2 separate regions of the Homo sapiens genome follow, and region 2 is linked to region 1. A link is an interaction called in ENCODE POLR2A ChIA-PET data of the cell type or tissue named here. Cell type or tissue: PC-3. All regions are shown on one strand. Links, peaks and the distances in the headings refer to the core of each region. The heading gives the core; the rest is flanking DNA. Region 1 overlaps DNER (delta/notch like EGF repeat containing). Region 2 overlaps TRIP12 (thyroid hormone receptor interactor 12).

Region 1 (12,084 bases), core at 3,987-8,986:
TATACATTGGAATATTTTTCAACCACAAAAAAATGAGGAAATCCTCCCCTTTGTGACCACATGGATGAACCTGGAGGACATTATGCTAAATGAAATAAGCCAGAAACAGAAAGACAAATATTGCATTCTCACTTATAGGTAGAGTCTAAAAAAATCAAACTCACAGAAGCAGAAAGCAGAACAGTGGTTCTGAGGGGTGGGGAAAGGTGGAGACGTGGATCAAATTTTCAGTTTTAAGATGAATAAGTTCTGGGATTGAAGGTACAACATGGGGACCACCATTAGTAATACTGTATTGTTTACTTGAAATGTGCTAAGAGGGTAGATCTTGGCATGTTCTCACCACACACACACACACACACACACACACGTGGTAACTGTGATGTGATGGTCTTGTTAATTACCTTGACTTGGTAATCACTTTACAATATATATGTGTATTAAGTCATTATGTCGTATACTTCAAATATATACAATTTTAATTTCTTAAGTATGCCTCAACAAGGCCAGAAAAAAAGAGAAAAATCATTGCCTTCATGTTTTTCAGAAAGTAAATGAATTACATTATAGTTTCATAGCTCCAGGACATCAAAATCTCTCAAAAACACATTTGCTGAAATTAAACTCCTCCTGTGAGAATGAATGAGTAAGTGTCTAGGTGTGAGAGTGGAATGAAGCTGATAATTTTAAGTGTTATAAATAGAAGTGTGGCTATCAAGGCAGTGGAGTTATTTTAATTATTGACAAGAAATGTACCGAGAATAACAGGTTCGAGGGGCTAGATGCTGGTTCCCTTGCAGTGAGCTTTTCCCTTCCTCGTCCTCCAATCCCCAGGCTCACATTGTGGTTGGCTGAGCTGGAGCTCAGCCCACGCTTAGTGGTAGGGAATGAATCTCACCATGTGTCTGCCCCTCACCTTGCACTTTTCCAGAGGTGATCCCATTCATTCCCAACAACAGTATGAGGTAGGGACTGTTTTTTGCTGCTCACCTTTTTAGAGATGACCTTGAGGTACAGAGAGGTCAAGAAACATGTCCAAGGCCACACTGTGAGTAATTGTCAGAATCTGGATTCAGCCTAGGTCTCTTCAATCTGAAAGCTTCTGCTTCTGGCCATGTGGATGATACCTGTTTCCCATGAGACTGCAGGTCACATGTGGTAACCACAGGCAAAGGATGGCTTTTCACAATTACTTCATTAATGGCTCAGGTGCCTGTATTAATTTCCTAGGGCTGCAGTAATACATTATCACACGCTGGGTGGCTTAAGACAATGGAAGTGTATTCTCTTACAGTTCTTGAGGCCATAGTCAGGCATCAAGGTGTGGGTGGGGCCAGGCTTCCTCCAGACACTCTAGGGTCTAGAGGAGGATTCTTCTTTGCTGTTTCCAGTTTCTAGTGGTTTCTGGTATTCCTTGGGTTGTGGCAGCTTAACGTGAATGCCTGCCTTCATCTTCATGTGGGTCTTTACACGGCCTTCTTTCCTGTGTTGCTGTGTCTGTTTCCCACCCACCCCTTCTCTTCTCTTCCTTTCCCTTCCTTTCTCTTCTTCCCTTCTTAGGACTTGCCATTGCATTTAGGACCCACCCAATCCAGGATGATTTCCTCTGCAAATCCTTAATTTAGTCACATCTGCAAAGACCCCCTTTTCCCAACAGGGTCACAATGCATGGGTTTTGGGGGTTAGGACATGGACATGACATTTTGTGGGGGTGGTCACCGTTCAGTCTACTCTTAATACATCTCTTAGTTTCTTTTATGTATTCCAAATTCAACCAAGTTCTTTTTAAATGAAGGACCAAAAGCCATTCACTAAATGATCGATTTAGTGAATTTAGACCTTCTGAACTGTCGTATTTGCCTCTGCACTCCTGGATCTTAGGCTTGTGAAAACCTGGTGAAATCTCCTCTCTTTTCCTGAGTCTGATGGTATTTAAATCGCATCCTCTCTCACCCCTAACACTCCAGGAGGTTTTTAAAAGATGCTTTTCTGGTCTTAGTTATCATTTCTTACATTTTGTTTTCTTTTTTTACCAGTCCCTCTTTTGAATTCATTCCTTCTGCTTTCTTTATTTTTTAACTTAAAAATTATTTTTGTTATATATTTGTATATTTTATTTCATTTCTTTTGGTGGTCGTTCTTGATTGCACCTGGCCTAATATGTAAAGATATCATGCAGCTTTGAGGGGTGTTGGTGGTGGTGATGATGGGCCCACCATACATTTCACTGAGTACCACGGCCTTATGTGGAAATGTACTGGGATTTGGGAATGTTTTAAAAACTAGGTTAGTAAATTGTTCATTCTATTAGATTCATCTCAGTACCGATGAATTTTTTTTAAAACATCTGAAAGATGTTTTAACAATTGTCAGAAGCTATTTTAATGATGCTTCTGGTATTTCTTTATGTAGTTTTTTTCTTGTAGAGTTTAAGACTATAAAACCAACACTTCTAGTTGGGTCACCATTGACCTTTTGACTGATGAAAAGTAACATGTCAGTGTGCTCATTAATGAGCATATCATTAATGTGCTCAATAAAAGTGTATGGGCTGAATTTCAGGTGGCTTGTGAGGACATTCTGATTTGGCCAGGAAAATTTGAAATGTGTGAATCTGATTATAGCGTCTGTAGCTAAGAACCTCTTCATCTTGTTGTTTCAGGGCTCTGACCCCAAATTGAGACTTGTGTGACACATAAGCATAGGCAGTGCCCGAAGGCCAGAGAGTTGGAATTCGGGACCTTCTCTGGAAAGGGCTTGGCTGCCACAAGCATAGATAACAAGGCAGACAAAACATAACCTCTGGGATGGGATTTCAAACATTACTATTTTTCCCTTTAGGTATTATTATTATCTTTGTAATAAATTCATATTGAAATAAGACAAAATCTTTACCACATACTTTCCCTGAATCTCTCCCTAAAATATGGATTTAAGACAACTTTGCTGGACATTTGGGTTGGTTCCAAGTCTTTGCTATTGTGAATAGTGCCGCAATAAACATACCTGTGCATGTGTCTTTATAGCAGCATGATTTATAATCCTTTCAGTATATACCCAGTAATGGGATGGCTGGGTCAAATGGTATTTCTAGTTCTAGATCCTATTCTGAGCAAACTATCGCAAGGACAGAAAATCAAACACCATATGTTCTCACTCATAGGTGGGAACTGAACAATGAGAACACTTGGACACAGGGTGGGGAACATCACACACCGGGGCATGTGGTGGGGTGGGGGGAGTGGGGGATAGCATTAGGGAGATATACCTAATGTAAATGATAAGTTAATGGGTGCAGCACACCAACATGGCACATGTACACATATGTAACAAACCTGCACGTTGTGCATATGTACCACAGAACTTAAAGTATAATAATAATAATAATAATGAAAAAGACAACCTTGCTGAACGTCCTCATGACTTTTGTATTTTTCTTTGGCATTTTGCAGCATGGTTAATCTTACACCAAGGAATTTCAACCATTAGCCTGTACTAAGCCCCATATTTTCCCCTATGTTGGGTATTTCCTTTTAGGGTAATCAGATGGCCTAAGGCTTACAAAGCACATGTGTTACATGAATGTGAGGCCACAGCAGGGAAAGAAGTCACAGCTGTAGGAGATGGATTCACGGAAACTTAATGGGAGCTGGTTTTACTCCATTGCCTTTAGCTTGGTGATGGAGCATTTACTAGTTAATGTAAAATGAGCCCCAGTTAATATTTTCTCATCAATTTGAACTGCTCAGGCAGGAAAGGAGAAAAAAAAATTGGTGTTGGGCAGGGGGTGCTAGCTGAGGCTTGGTGCATATGTGTTTATAAAAAGAACTCACAGAGCTGAAGATGCTGGCCATCCACTGAGAAGAAAAACTGTAGAGTGAAGAATTTATATGCTTTTAATTTTTATGACAAGTGGCTTGGGGGTGAAAGGCAATGATCTTCTGCTGGGCTTGGGACTGATGGTTCTCAACACTACAAAAACAAAAACCGGAATTTGCTTTCATGGCCAACTCTGGGAGCTGGGAGAGACAATGCCTTTCCTACTGCTCTGCCCAGCAGAGGTGTCAGCCTCGACTCTCCATCTCCAGCAGGACTGGGCAGCAGCTGTCAGCAGCAGAGGCGGCTGCCTCCCAAAGCCAGAAATGGCTGGTGATTTTCTCCCCGAATCTGTAACCCAGGAGCTTCTAAGATACTGTGTGACACATGAAAAGAAAGCTTGGATTTTCAGAGTGCAATGGGGAAGAGTACAGAAGCAAGTGGAAACTGAGCCTCATGGAAATACTCACTGCTGTGCCCACTGAGATGCAGGTCCAAATTAGCATGCTGGCATCAGAGTCCATAGCTCAGAGTACTAACAGCAAATTCCGGGGAGAAGAAAGATTTTGTGTGAGCAATTGAGCTAATCATCCCCGACCCCACTCATTAACATACTACCCATGCCGCCGCCTCTCCATGCTCCCTTTTGCAGGATGTGAACAGCTTTTCACAGCTTCTTTTCCATCTGCTGAAATAAACAATAGCCTTTGTAACCAATGGGAAAAACAGCAGCAGGTGAAGAACTATTTTTAGGCATGCTGAAAGCTTAATGTTGATTCCTGTATTTCCACACCTAAAACACCCAAGATACGAGGCTGAAAAAAATTGATTTTTTGCCTGCTTCTGAGCTCATCAATATCTACTGTCTTCCACATTGCTGCTTCCTGCCTGACACTTTCTTCTGTCTCTAGGGTGGACACTGGGGGAGAGCAGTCAGGTTGCCTCCCTTTGTGGTATCTCTTTCAGCTCACCTGATGGCATTTTATAACAGTTACTGCTCTTCTTTTCTTCCACCTCTCTCTTTAACATCATATTGATGGGATTGGGACCATTTGCTTATGTATTTTGATGTGCACGTGGTCCATGGTTCATGTCCTTTCTATGATGCTCTGATAGATGCACCTAGTGTGCTTACCCTATCTTACTGACAACTTAAGTGTTAGTTGGTCTTACACATTATCTCATTTATTTTGCAGAATAAATCTGTCAGGTGGGGATCTCATTCACTTTACAAAGGAAGAATGAGAACGAGAATGAGGTCTCGGAGAGTTGAGGAGTCTGCGTGGCCAACCTAGCTAGCCCCAGCAGAACATGAATCTGAACTCAGCTTCTCATTCAAGACCTCACTCTTCCTGCTACCTTTCTTAGTGATTTCATTTCAAACTGTTCTTGACTGCAGGGGGCAGGGCTCCTTTTTTCTTTTGATGTTTCCTCTAGCTCTTTGATTCTATCATTAAGTAAATCTGCTTTGAGTACAGTTTTCCTTTTTTTGAAATGCTACAGTAATGACCAGTAATAGCTAGGATGTCAAATGCCTGCCATTTTTCCTTTTCTAATTGAGACAAATCCACTATGTTCCCCACTGACTTTCTCTCTACCACCGGAGTGCCTTGTTTAATTGCCCCCATGGTTGCTTTAAGGCTATGCTACTGAATCTTAAAAGAGTTGTGGTTGTTGGCCCTAGGGTTGTTCTGACGGATCATGCTAACTTGCATGTTGCTCCTTTGTCTAGACTCTGTTTGATTGCTAGTTGCTTCCTCATGTTCCTTTTTGAAATCCAGGGACTTATTCTGAGATGTCACCTACCAAAGGTCCCCTTGGCTAAATTCATTGTTTGGGAAAAAAAGAATCCTCCATCTGTATTCTGTTCCAATGTGCTGTCTTTTATCCTCACTTGCTCCAGGCTGAGTTATCTAAAACAGACCCTAGGGAGCAGCCCAGGGAGGGACTCAGCTTGAGAATGGATAGAGACCTGGCTGGGTCCTTCGGCACCCTCAGCTCCCAAAGAGCATCTGTCCTGCAATTCTGCTTTCTCTGAGACCCAGGTGATGTCTTGAGAACCTGCAGAGGGCAAAAAAGAGAGTGATTCCAGGGCTTGCCCATGGCCAGAGCTTGGGAGAGGACACGCAAGTGTCCTCTGAGAACCATAGGAAAACATCGACGACTCAGAAGACTTTCCTCCTGTCTACCATATCTGTCCACCAGTCATCTATAAGTGTGTTTATGTCAATTAGAGTTCATCAGTTATTAGCAACAGAAATGGACTCTCATTAATTGAAGCAAGAAAGGAATTAATTGGAAGCGGCAGGGCAGCTTGCTGAAATGAAGATGAAACTGAGCAACCAGCTGCTCAAAGAGGGGATCAGGGAGGCTCTGGGAAGCAGTAACCAGTGAATGGTCCTTTCCTGGGATGCCCTTGGGACACTTCAGCCTTTGTCCTCTCATCACTTGACTCAACTCGAATTAGAGCGAGGCTGAATGGCCTGGCTGTGTCAGGGGCCACCTTTAGGCATGCCTTGATTGATAGTTCCACTAAGCCTCCCAAAGAGAAATGTTGGTGCTCATCCCAGATAAAGGGCAAATGATGGAGAGGCAAGCAAAACTGACATGTGTCCTCTACACAATGGGTTGATCCCAGGCCCCATCCACTCTATAGAAAGCACTTCACAGCTGCCCACCCGATGCGTCCCAGGGCCCTTCAGAACCAGCCATAAAGTGGCCCCTGGAGAGGAAGAGATTCAGAGACCAGACACCATCAGGTGAGGCAAGCACCAGCTTGGAAATGACAATGCACAGTGACTGGGTGACTTTGGGCAGGTAAGTAGAGCCCGTTCTGGCAGGTGAGTGGTACCAGATAATGAAAATACTACGAAAAGGAACCCTGAAAGAAAACCGTGTGTAGGGGCCCTTGGGGTGGTGGTCGTTCATGGAGGGGTGGCAGCAGGTGTGAGGGGCTGAGATTTAGCATCCAAATGCCCATCATGCAAGTGAAAATTTGGTATTGGAAGTCCGGTGTTCTCTCAAGAGGGTCTGACTCTACTGAATTTGTGGGATGAAACCTGCTTTTCAGGAGTAGCCCTAGGCAAGTTTGCCAAATTACGGAAATGTGTTTTCATTTGCAAAACCTTTTCCCTGTCCTTGGTGATGGGTGTCTCCTTAAAGTGTAGAGTACAGTACAGGATACGTTTTTTGTTCTCCCTCCTCTAATATGCCTTCAAAACCTGGGCTCTGATACTTCCTTCACACTGTGGTGTGAGTAAAGGAGAATAGTTTAGTGAGGGAATATGCACATTTTTTTCCACTGGGAGTACAGCCCAAGTGAAGGGTTGAATCTCCAGCTGATGAAATTTCCTTAGTCAGAATGTACGGGACAGTAGGTTTCTTGCGTTTATTTCATGGGATGTAAGTTACACCTGGGAGTTCAGCTAATGATTCTGATACCATTTCTTTTTTTTTTTTTTTTTTTTGACGGAGTCTTGCTCTGTCACCCAGGCTGGAGTGCAGTGGCATGATCTCGGCTCACTGCAAGCTCTGCCTCCTGGGTTCACGCCATTCTCCTGCCTCAGCCTCCTGAGTAGCTGGGACTACAGGTGGCTGCCACCACGCCCGGCTAATTTTTTTGTATTTTCAGTAGAGATGGGGTTTCACCATATTAGCCAGGATGGTCTCGATCTCCTGACCTCGTGATCCGCCCGCCTCAGCCTCCCAAAGTGCTGGGATTACAGGCGTGAGCCACCGCACCCGGGGATGCCATTTCTTAAGAGAAGATGTGAGAAGAGATAGCAGGAGAGGAGTTAAGAATAATTCTCATCCACTGTATATAAAGTCTAATGACCCCAGGTGTTGGAAATTTTCATCATGTTGTAGGTTATAAATACAAAACCCTCCTTGTATCTCAATTGCTATAGTCCTCATATAATTTCAATGTTCTTAGCTAGCATCAGGTGTGATGGAGCCAACTCATACTGGCTTGCAAGAGTTGTGCGCATCTTGGCGTTCAGTGACATCGTATTGGTAGCTGAGAACTGGTGGGACTATTTATAATATAGAAATTGGAAACCCTATAAATCAGGATTTTTTTCCCCCTAGAGTTGGTTGTTAAACATTTATCTGCATATCACTGGATGTAATTCATTTCAAAGTAACAGGGTTACATAGCTAATGCTTTCCTTTCTATGGAGGACAACATATTTTAATATGCAGTACTGATGAGCGTATAAATGTATAGTTAAAATTTCCAAAGCATCTTTGCAGTCAATCTTTGGTATTAGCTTATTTACCTTAAAGAAAGGGGAAAGAAAAAGAAAAGGAATAGAAAGGAAAGTGCAGTTTTCTGATTGCAATAGAAATAAATCCTGAATGATGGTGAATTAGAAGAGCCGAGAGTACTCGCCAAGGCCTTTTGAAGCTGCTGCTGTTGTCCAGCCTTTTCTTGCCTCCTCCTCTCTCCTCGTCTCTGTTACTGGAAAGAACTACAAGGGTCAGTGACCTGTTAAATGTAGTGACTTCAGGACAGCATATGCTTCATTCATGGATTTTGGCCTCACTACACAGGTTAGCTGAGGCACGTTATCACTCGGTAGGAAAAAACCTACTGTAATTGCAAGCACATTTTCAATAGAGGAAGAGTTTGCAAATTAACAAAAAAGGTTTGGAACAGTGAATATAGAGGTGATGAGTTATTCTGGGGCAAAGTGTACTATTCAGAGAAATGTCTATTAGCTTTTTGCATTTGAATCAGAGAGAAACAATGTGTCAGGTCATAGATAATCAGAGCACATATGTAGAGGAAGTTTACCGTATAATATCTGTAATAACTTGCTTTTGTTATCATAATGACTTATGCATATGCTGAGAAGTTCCAGTGCAAAACTAAAGATTATTTTTAAAAAGAATTCTTTGGAAAACTAGATATTCTAAAATATCGAAGTCATTTGACATCTCTGGGGTGAAGTAATACAAAGGAAAAGGAGAAATGCAGTAGCTACAGCGACTTTAGACAGCTTCAATTCGGCACTTCCAAGTGGTACAAAAAGCGAACAGTTATTTCAAGCACCCAAAAGCTCTGCAAAGAGAAAGCTCTAAATAGTCAGAATGCAGAACAGCTTAAGTGTTACTCCAGGGATAGTATATGCTTTGAGTTAAATACAAGACAATTAATTTGCACAATGGATAGATGATTCAAAATCATGGAGCTAATTACTTTGAACTTGTAACTTACATAATGTAGTTGCTTTTATTGAGCATCTACTAGGTACCACATACTGCGCTAGACTCCTGGGTTGCAAACATGATCCTGGTACAGTCCCGTATCTAGGTTAATGGGAAAGCAACAGCATCAATAAACAGAAAGAGAAAAAGACAAACATAAGAATGAAGAACTCAGTGCCTCCCCAGTACACTAAAATGACAACACTAAATTTTATGGAGCACTTAATACATTTCTAACTGTGGCTGGCTCCTTTATTTTTTTTCAGTATAAAAAGGCTAATGATAGGCTAATGATATAAAAGTGTATATTCCTATTTCTTTAGTTGTTTTCTCCTTATAAATGTGCATCATGACCTTTGTGGAACGGTTAGAACCTTTAGAGAAATAAAAAGAAAGTAAGTCACTTGTAACCTCCCGAATCACAGATGATTATCTTTAACCATTTCCCTCATAATATTATTCACATGTATATGCAAATATGTCATAGATTTCAAGTATATTTACATATACAATTTTATACTCTGCCTTTTCCCTTAAAATTCTTATGAGGATCTCTGCATGTCATCACATATCATACAAAAATTGCTTTTCAATCATTGACTGACAGTTCGTCATCCAGATATATTGTAATTCATTGAACATTTATTGTGTTGTCACTTCGAAATTGTTTCCAATTTATTGCTAATATAAGTTATAGATATCTTGGATGTGGATATCCACAACTGTCTTTATATAAAAACCTTTGTGCACATTTCTGAATACATCTTTACCATATATTTTCAGGAAAATAATTACTGAATTGAACAATTATGATATTTGTAATAGTTTTTGATATCTATTTCCAGATTGCAGTCTATAAGCATTTCCGGGTTTATGTTCCCACCTGCAATGATGTGAATATTCTCAAAACGTGTGTTCTAATATTAGTGTAATGAATTCAAGTGGGGAAGTTGAGTTCTGAAAATCATGTCAACTGATTAGTTTTCACCCAGGTGAAATAATTTGCCCTTGCTGTCCCCTCGGGCCTGACTTGTTCTTTTCCTAGATTGCTGCTCCCTGGTTACATTTGGCTCTCTCCTCCCACGTCACCTCCTTAGGCCATCCCGGAACCCTCTGACCTCTTCTTACCCTGTATGTATGTATGTATGTATTTATTTATTTTGAGACAGAGTCTTGCTCTGTCGCCCAGGCTGGAGTGCAGTGGTGCAATCTTGGCTCACTGCAACCTCCTCCTCCTGGGTTCAAGCGATTCTCCTGCCTCAGCCTCCCAAGTAGCTGGGACTACGGGCGTGTGCCACCATGCCCAGCTAAGTTTTGCATTTTTAGTAGAGACGGGTTTTCACCATGTTGGCCAGGATGGTCGCGATCTCTTGACCTTGTGATCCACCCACCTTGGCCTCCCAAAGTGCTGGGATTACAGGTGTGAGCCACCATGCCTGGCCACTCTGTTTTATTTTTCTTTTTACTACTAGCATTGCTTGATATTAAATATTTATTATTTGCTTTTCTATTGTCTCTGGCCTCCTGCATGTAAGTTCCATGAGGCAGGGACCTTGTCTGGTTCACCGTGGACCCTGAGGACCTGGCCTAGGCCTGGCACAGAGTGTGCATTCAGTAAGTGGATGTCAGAAGGTTGTGCCAATAACACAAGGTCAAAAATACTTGTAGAGTTTGGTTGCTTTTGCTTTTATATTGTTGATTTTTATTCCTGTGGAGAGCCTGAGTGTAATGTTGTGTAACGAGCATCTGTCAGAAGTTTAGTTCATCCTATTAGTAACTCAGAGATGGCTGGCTCAAGCCTTTTCCTCCATAAGTTCTGTCAACTGCACAACTGCATACACAAGCATAATGTACTTGGTCAGCATCAGCAAAATACAAATGCAAATTTATGGTTGTTTGACTTATCAGTTTTGATGTTTGGGATTCTGCATTAAACAGATACAACATTATATATTTTTGCATTGCAAGCCATCTGTGTTTACAATGCTTTTCCAAATCGTTTTTTGGCGATTTTATTATTTATTACACATTTTTTTCTTGGCAATCCAAGCAATATGCTAGTCTGTGCTTGTTGGGACTTGTTTAGTCATTGCCACTTCTTATAATGACGCCTTAAAATTAGAAGTGGAAAATAATCACACTCGGGACAGGATTACCGGATGCATAACCTCTGGTTTTATTTACTTGGTGCAGCTTTCATAGAAGGCATGGAAAGGAGAGAAATACAGAGAGGGAGCTGCCAAAAGTTAGATTCAGGCAGCAACAGAAAAAAGATTAGAATCCACATTGTCAGGGAATTCATCCACCCCTTGGTCTCCCGGCAAAGTGGCTGAAGGAATAGATTCCCCCAGACAACTTATTTCTGGTTGATTTCCTTGGGGAGAACTAGACCTCTTTTCCCAACTGTGGCTCTCAGGACTGTGTGCATATAGTTGTTTGTGTCTGCTCTGCTTACACTTGACACCTGGGCTCAGGAATGCTCCTGATGGCTTCCTCTGCAGAGTGAGGACTGACAGCTCCTTCATCACGGTTCTCCTCAGTGCCTTGCACAGGACTTGGCACAAGGTCAGGAAATATTTTACTGAGTGGATGAATGAAAGAAGCTCAAAGTAAAACTGTTCCATCAGGCCAGATGACGTTAATTCTCCACCAGCTTTTATACAGGGTGACCATGTTCCTGGTTCATCTCCTTGTAATTATTAATAGCACCCCTTTTGCTCTAAAGGTGACCTGATTTGAAGGATAAATTACAGTCGTCCTACATTTCAGGTACTATTGACAGATTGGTGAACATATTTGCAGTAGCTAAAAGAACGTGCAACTCAGTTTGGGCAAAATGCATGGCCTATTTCTAGGGCTCATAAGAACTTCAGTTGTCCCAGAAGAACAGATTGAGAGGGATCTACAATGTTGTTTAGCATAAGTTTGATCCTGTTCACCTATTAACTATGACTTGCTACGTTAGTAGCAAATATTCTGGACTTCTTGCTTGTTCAATATCCAATACAAAATGCTTTAAAAATTTTCCTGGGCCAGATGCATGTCTACAATCCCAGC
Region 2 (6,608 bases), core at 1,104-6,103, 140 kb before region 1:
ATCTTCTTTCCTGGCAAGCTTGAATCCAAAAACATGGGGAAGGTTAAGTACACAGTCCAACAGCAACAACATTGAGCCAGCACGGACTGCGGGAGGTAGTGGCCTTGCCAGGGCTGCCTCAAAGGATACCATCTCCAATAATAGGTGAAGTGGGGGGAGTTTTATGTTTCTTCTATTCCCATATCAGAAAAACTTAAACATTATTTCAGCCAGTACGTTTATTGTGTGGAGACGATACATAGACACAGCACTTTAATTTGTTCTTAAAAGCATAGTTCAAGAATTAGGTAGTTTCTCAGTTTATGAACCCTGCATCTGGCTTTGTCCTAAGTTCCAGTCATGTGCTTTGAAACTCCTTCCAGCATACCTAGCTGAAAGTCTTATACGTTCAAAACCACATTGTATTCCTTGGGGAACCTCTTCCTCAGTTTTGTTCCAGACAAGGAAAAGCTGACATTTTCTGTCCACATTCTTCACATCTTTTATGATAAAATTTCTCTACCCATTACAATGGAACTTCAGGATTTTAGGGGAGAGCCTTTTTTTTTTTTTTTAAGTCCTTGGGACTTGTTTTATTTTTGGGTTCTGCATGTAGCATACCAACATGATTACTTCCCTCTGCAGATAAGAAATTTTAAAAGACCAAATGTCATTGAGAAAATAAACATGCTCTCTTTGGTTTTGTTGGTTGTTTTTCTTAATTTCAGTGTATAAAAATAATTAAGTGAATGGATTTCTGAAGCCATCAGCATTTGTAATTTAAGCAGCCGGGTCTTATTTGCCATAGCTTATTACATCCTTAATAGGCGCATGTTTCTGGTCTGTAAATCTTTACTTCAGCTCTCCAGGAAACACAAGTTAAGGATAATGCAGATATGTATGTACTTTAGGAAGTAAAGGGAACACTTAGGAAAGTGTTATATTGCAGGGTTCCAAAAAATTATTACACTTTGTTTACAATTCATGTAATGACCTGCAGTGTATTTTAAGTTTTTAAACAGTTCTCCAGGTGGTACATCGTAGCCCATTTTCAAAGTGAAAGTTAATTTGGTTATGGAATCTGGAGTTTTTAAACTGTAAGCATAGACCAGGATGAATTTTAAATGTAGCAGCTATTTGCCTTGATCAGAAGTTATATCCTTTCTACATACACTGGGACTTTAATATCTCCTTTTTGTTTCTTGTAGAGAAAAAATTAAAGGTTGGATTAAGGAGCAGGCACATAAATTTGTAGAACGTTATTTCAGTTCTGAGAATATGGATGGAAGCAACCCTGCATTGAATGTCCTTCAGAGACTTTGTGCTGCAACCGAACAACTCAACCTCCAGGTGCTGTGTCCAGTGCATTTTGCTGGTCTTTTTCAGTCTCTTCCCAGCATCTCCTGCTACTCTTTTCCTTCATGACTCTCTAGCTTCCTATGGATTTAGCTATCCTACATCGACTTTTACCTTATATACACCCTTGGTGCTGGCATTTCTTTTACTTATCCCTTGACTATCAGGATTCATCAGTCTGTATTAAATGTACTAGAAACCTCATCTTTGACTTTCTTTCCTTCACATCTCATCATTCTTGACAAATGAAGAAACTTCAGAAATGTCCTCACAAGCACATCTGTTTTCTAAGTCATCCTCAACTATAGGTATAGATGATAGGCCTTCCTTAGCCCCTCTCTTCACATGGGGTCTCAGAGTGGCAGGAGAGGCTAGAGGTTTACTAATAAGTGTTTTACGTTTCATCTGGTTCTCAGTTTTTGTTCTTATTTTTATTTTTATTTATTTATTTATTTTGATGTTTTTGATGTACCTTGAGCAGTTTTGGTAGTATGTTTTCCAAGAAATTGTTCATTTTGCTGAGACCTTAAATGTATTAATTTAAAGCCACACCTTGTATTCTTGATTCATCTTTCCATTCTGGTGTTATAGCCCCTTATTCTTCAGTTTTCTGTTCTCATCTTTTAAAATACTCTTTTTTAAAGAAAACTACATTGGTTGAATATGAAGATTTTCTTCTTATGTTATTATGGATTCCTGGTTTTCCTCATGAAATATTTAGTGTGTGTGTGTGTGTGTTTAAAATCATAATTTCCAAGGATTTACTAAGACTGTACCACTCCCCTGCCCTCTTTTTTAAGGGCGTTGAGAATATATTCATTTCCTTTTGAGGATATGTGAGTTGTGTATTTTTTAAGTGCTGCTTAAATCAATATAGAAATACTTTTCCTAACTCTTTCAGGTGGATGGTGGAGCTGAGTGCCTTGTAGAAATCCGTAGCATAGTCTCAGAGTCAGATGTTTCATCATTTGAAATCCAACATAGTGGATTTGTGAAGCAGCTGTTGCTTTATTTGACATCTAAAAGTGAAAAGGATGCTGTGAGCAGAGAGATCAGATTAAAGCGATTTCTTCATGTATTTTTTTCTTCTCCAGTAAGTTATCTAATAATGCCTGTGTATCTTTTAAGAATCAGTGCTCACTAATGCATATATTTTCATCTCAGTAATAATTTCCAGCAGGTCTTGGTCAAGACATTGAGGGAAAACTTCTAGGTTTTCACATAGTTGGAATCCTTCAACTTCTGTATATCAAAGTAAATAGTAAAACAATGAAATGGGGATTTAACAAAGCCCATGTCACTATTTCTATGATTGAAGTATCTTGAGTCTTTTTTGCTTGCAGGATGAGCCATTAATAGTAGTCTCTCACCTGTGAATGTATTTTACTTGCAATATTTGTTTTTAAATGTATTGAAGTTTGTATTAGTTCCTTTTAGTGAAACAGACATCTATAATAAGATAGAGGAGTTATATTTTCTTGTTTTGTACATAAAATACAGTTGTAACAGTTCCAATCAAGGGCGCTTAATGACCATTTATGTCACCGTTTATAATGTGGATTACAAAGCCACAGAGTGGCTCCCCTTCCTTCACTCTTAAGTGGGCCAGAGCAAGAGGGTAATCCTTGGATGCTGTTGACAGCATTCTCCTTGTTTTACAGTGGCTTAAAGAGAAGGCATCACTTGGAAACGTTCCCTATTATCTGTGTAATAGGGCTTAGCATAGCTCTCCTATGTATTAACACTATTTCACCATGCGCTTGCAGTCCTCAGAGGCATTTGAGCATTGCTTGTATTTTAACTTGTGAGTCAACCTAAAGCAAAGTTAGTATTTATTGGAGATTCATTAGAAGCGTGACAGTATTATGTATAGTTTTACAGCATACTTAAGATTATGTGCAATCTCTTTTCTGAAACCCCTGGAGTTTGGTCGGTTTCAAAGGTCCTACAGTGTGTAGTACATTAAAATTCCCAGCAGTTTCTGAATAGCACTGTATATTATATGCATTAAATATTTTTATAGCATAACATGAATATTCTTACTAAAATCAGATAAATAAAGACTGTAAATAGCCTTATGTCTGTTTGGATCAGATTTTGCCACCAAGTGACTTGTGTTTTCAGAGCCTTTGGATGTAGAGATTGTGAATACAGGATTGTGGGCTGTACAAAACAGTTGTCTTTATTGAAATAATTGACGTGGTAACATCGTTCAAACCAAATCTGCCATAAAAGATAAAGATGAATAGACAAATTATTCTCTTTTATAAAGCTGCTTATTAAATCTTCTCTTTGAGGAGACTTTTGTTTTGAAAAGGCTTTGTTTAACCTGTTTGTTTATTTATAACTTTAGCTTCCTGGAGAAGAGCCCATTGGAAGAGTGGAACCAGTGGGTAATGCACCTTTGTTGGCATTAGTTCACAAGATGAACAACTGCCTCAGCCAGATGGAACAATTTCCAGTCAAAGTACATGATTTCCCTAGTGGAAATGGGACAGGAGGCAGGTAAGGACCATTGCCTGGCTATACCCTTGCCACTGGAATTTGGTACTTAATTTCACTGAAGTAAGATGGCAAGAGGTCTGGTAAAGTCTTGATTGGCCCAGAAAACATTCAGCTGTAATGATGAAAGAAATTAAGCACTCTAAAGAATGAATCAAATGCTTTCTTATCTTTAAAATTATACCATATGCCTTAAACAGGATGCTTTATAAATATATAATCCAGTGATTGTATTTGTAACTTGTAATAGGCTTAGTTTTCCTTAAATTGATACACTTCAGCATACAAAACTTCCTTAAGAACTTTATGTTTAACTTCAGTAGGGATAAAAAATTTTTTGTGGCTGTGAGTAATGTTTACATTTTGAGCGATATGATTTATATGTAATATTAGTGGCTATAACTTTGTATTTTGATGGGGTCAAATGTTTGAAGTTTTACTAGTTTAATAAATATATATATTTTTAATGTAGTTTTAAGGACTCTTGAGGTGCTACAGGAAAGAATTGTTCTATGTTGTGGAATGTTACAAGTTTCATGGAATATTTTGACCGGAGGCCTAGAAAATAGGAAATTTGTTTGGTTTTTATTTATTTATTTATTTATTTATTTATTTTGGGACAGAGTCTTACTTTGTTGCCCAAGCCAAATTACACTAGTGTGAACATGGCTCACTGCAGCCTTGACCTCCTGGCTGAAGAGATCTTTCTGCCTCAGCCTGCCACGTAGCTGGGGCCACAGGCATGTGCCACCATGTTCCATTAATTTTTTTATTTTTTGTAGAGACGGGGTCTCACTTTGTTGCCCAGGCTGGTCTCAAACTCTTGGGCCCAAGTGATCCTCCTGCCTTGGCCTCCCAAAGTGCTGGGATTTCTGAGCCACCACACTCAGCCTAGTTTGGTTTTTAAATCCACATTTTGACGTTTTAAAAACATTTAAAAAACTTTGTTTGAATTAAAAACCATATGCATTTTTGAGTGATAAAGCAATCACATCATGGACTAGGGTTTCTTTTCTGCTTTGAAATTTAATGTAGTGTGTGGTATTCAGTTTTGATCGTTATGATTTCCTGGAGGAGTTCATGAAATAAGGGGGCATTTTGACCTGTGCTTGAGAAAATCATGAAGCTTTTTGTGTCCAAATTTATATAAAATATGTTTGCATATGTATATATTCATAAAATGGAATATTCTCCACATCCCTATTTGTGTGCTTTATGTGCAGGAGGGTCCAATCTTTTGGCTTCCCTGGGCTATATTGGAAGATGAATTGTCTTGGGCCACATAAAATACACCAACACTAATGTTAGTTGATGAGCTTAAAAAAAAAAAACACTCATTGTATTTTAAGAAAGTTTACGAATTTATGTTGGCCTATATACAAAGCCATCTGGGCTGCATGTGGCCTGTGGGCCGCAGGTTGGACAAGCTTGCTTTGTGGAATCATACAGATAATCACAGTTTAAGTTTGTATCTGACTCCTGCCAGAGCTTTTCTGAAATGAGCAATTAAACATCATGACCAGGTTTCAACTGCAGTAGCTATTAAACCGCTTCGTTCAAAACTATTATAGCAAGGTAAATTTTAAAGGTTAGTTTTTAATGTAATATTGTAGCTGAAATCTTTGAAATAAAGAGTTTTTTTTTTCTTTTTAAAAAATATAATTCAATAGGAATGGGCAAAATATTGCAGAAGTGAGTGTGCTTAAATAGTTCAGGAATTTTTGTTCCAGAAAAATAATTAAATATTCATGGGTGAAGTATTTCTGCTCCCATGGATTTATGATGGGACAGAGATCAAATATTGACTTAAGGTTTTCATATGCATGCATACACATCCGTCTTTTATTTCTTACGTATAAAAATTTTTTCTAAATAACTTGAATTATTGGCTTTACCATTCACAGAACTGGTAAGTAAATGCTTAGTACTAGTGTGTCTTATGAAAATGCAGTTTGTATTAACTTGCCTTTATTTGAATTAATGTATATTAAATGTGAAAATAATAGACTAACTTTTTTTTCACAAATTATCTTGAGCTTTTCTCTCAACAGAGGATCACAGGCTTTAAAATTTTTCAACACACATCAATTAAAATGCCAGTTACAAAGGCATCCAGACTGTGCAAATGTGAAGCAGTGGAAGGGTGGACCTGTCAAGATTGACCCTCTGGCTTTGGTACAAGCCATCGAGAGATACCTTGTAGTTAGAGGTACTTTCCATATATTTGTTTCGTGTGTTATATATGTATATTTGGGAGAAATTTACATTAAGAGTTACATACATTATTTCTCTGTTTAATGTTGTTTCTGTTAAAAAATAGATGGCAGGAACTTATATTCCTGTCTTTTATTTTCTACTTAGTATATAGTCATACATTGAACTTACTAGGGGTTGACTGCTTCCTTGAATGTTGAGTTAATTTATCTTGGTGAAATGTAGTAGAAATGACATTTTGTGTTTGGCAATTTTCTTAGACCTTTCTGCTTCATAGATCAGAGTGTAATATATACAGGTTGAACATCCCTAACCTGAAAATCTAAAATGCAAAACGCTCCAGAATCTGAAACTTTGATTGTTGCCGTGAACATCGCAAGTGGAAGACTCCACACCTGACAACTTTGCTTTCTGATGGTTCAATGTACATACACTTTGTTTCATGCACAAAATTATTGAAAATACTGTATATCATTACCTTCACGCCATGTATATGAGATATAAATGAATTGCATATTTAGATTTGTATCCCATCCCCAAGGTATCTCATTATGTAC

What was found. ChIA-PET counts read pairs that join two places held together with the same protein. Peaks named below come from ENCODE experiments on the same cell type or tissue, not always from the same donor. Only the 100,000 strongest peaks of a DNase experiment are listed, where the experiment ranks them.
Region 2: POLR2A ChIA-PET joins it to region 1 with 7 read pairs; 2 of 35 experiments call an interaction of 5 or more read pairs at or near these places.

Annotation. Positions count from the first base shown.
Region 1 is chr2:229,645,272-229,657,355 of GRCh38, reverse strand. The region is part of intron 1 of DNER (delta/notch like EGF repeat containing); the gene reads left to right. Among named protein-coding and RNA genes, the nearest start is that of DNER, 63 kb to the left of the region's middle. In PC-3, for the core only: no CTCF peak of the experiment used is centred there; no DNase peak of the experiment used is centred there; H3K27me3 peaks cover 1,451 bases.
Region 2 is chr2:229,792,411-229,799,018 of GRCh38, reverse strand. It overlaps TRIP12 (thyroid hormone receptor interactor 12), which reads left to right. Exons shown (of 42, transcript NM_001348323.3): 23 at 1-144; 24 at 1,188-1,329; 25 at 2,237-2,428; 26 at 3,689-3,840; 27 at 5,874-6,046. Among named protein-coding and RNA genes, the nearest start is that of DNER, 81 kb to the right of the region's middle. In PC-3, for the core only: no CTCF peak of the experiment used is centred there; no DNase peak of the experiment used is centred there; H3K27ac peaks cover 595 bases.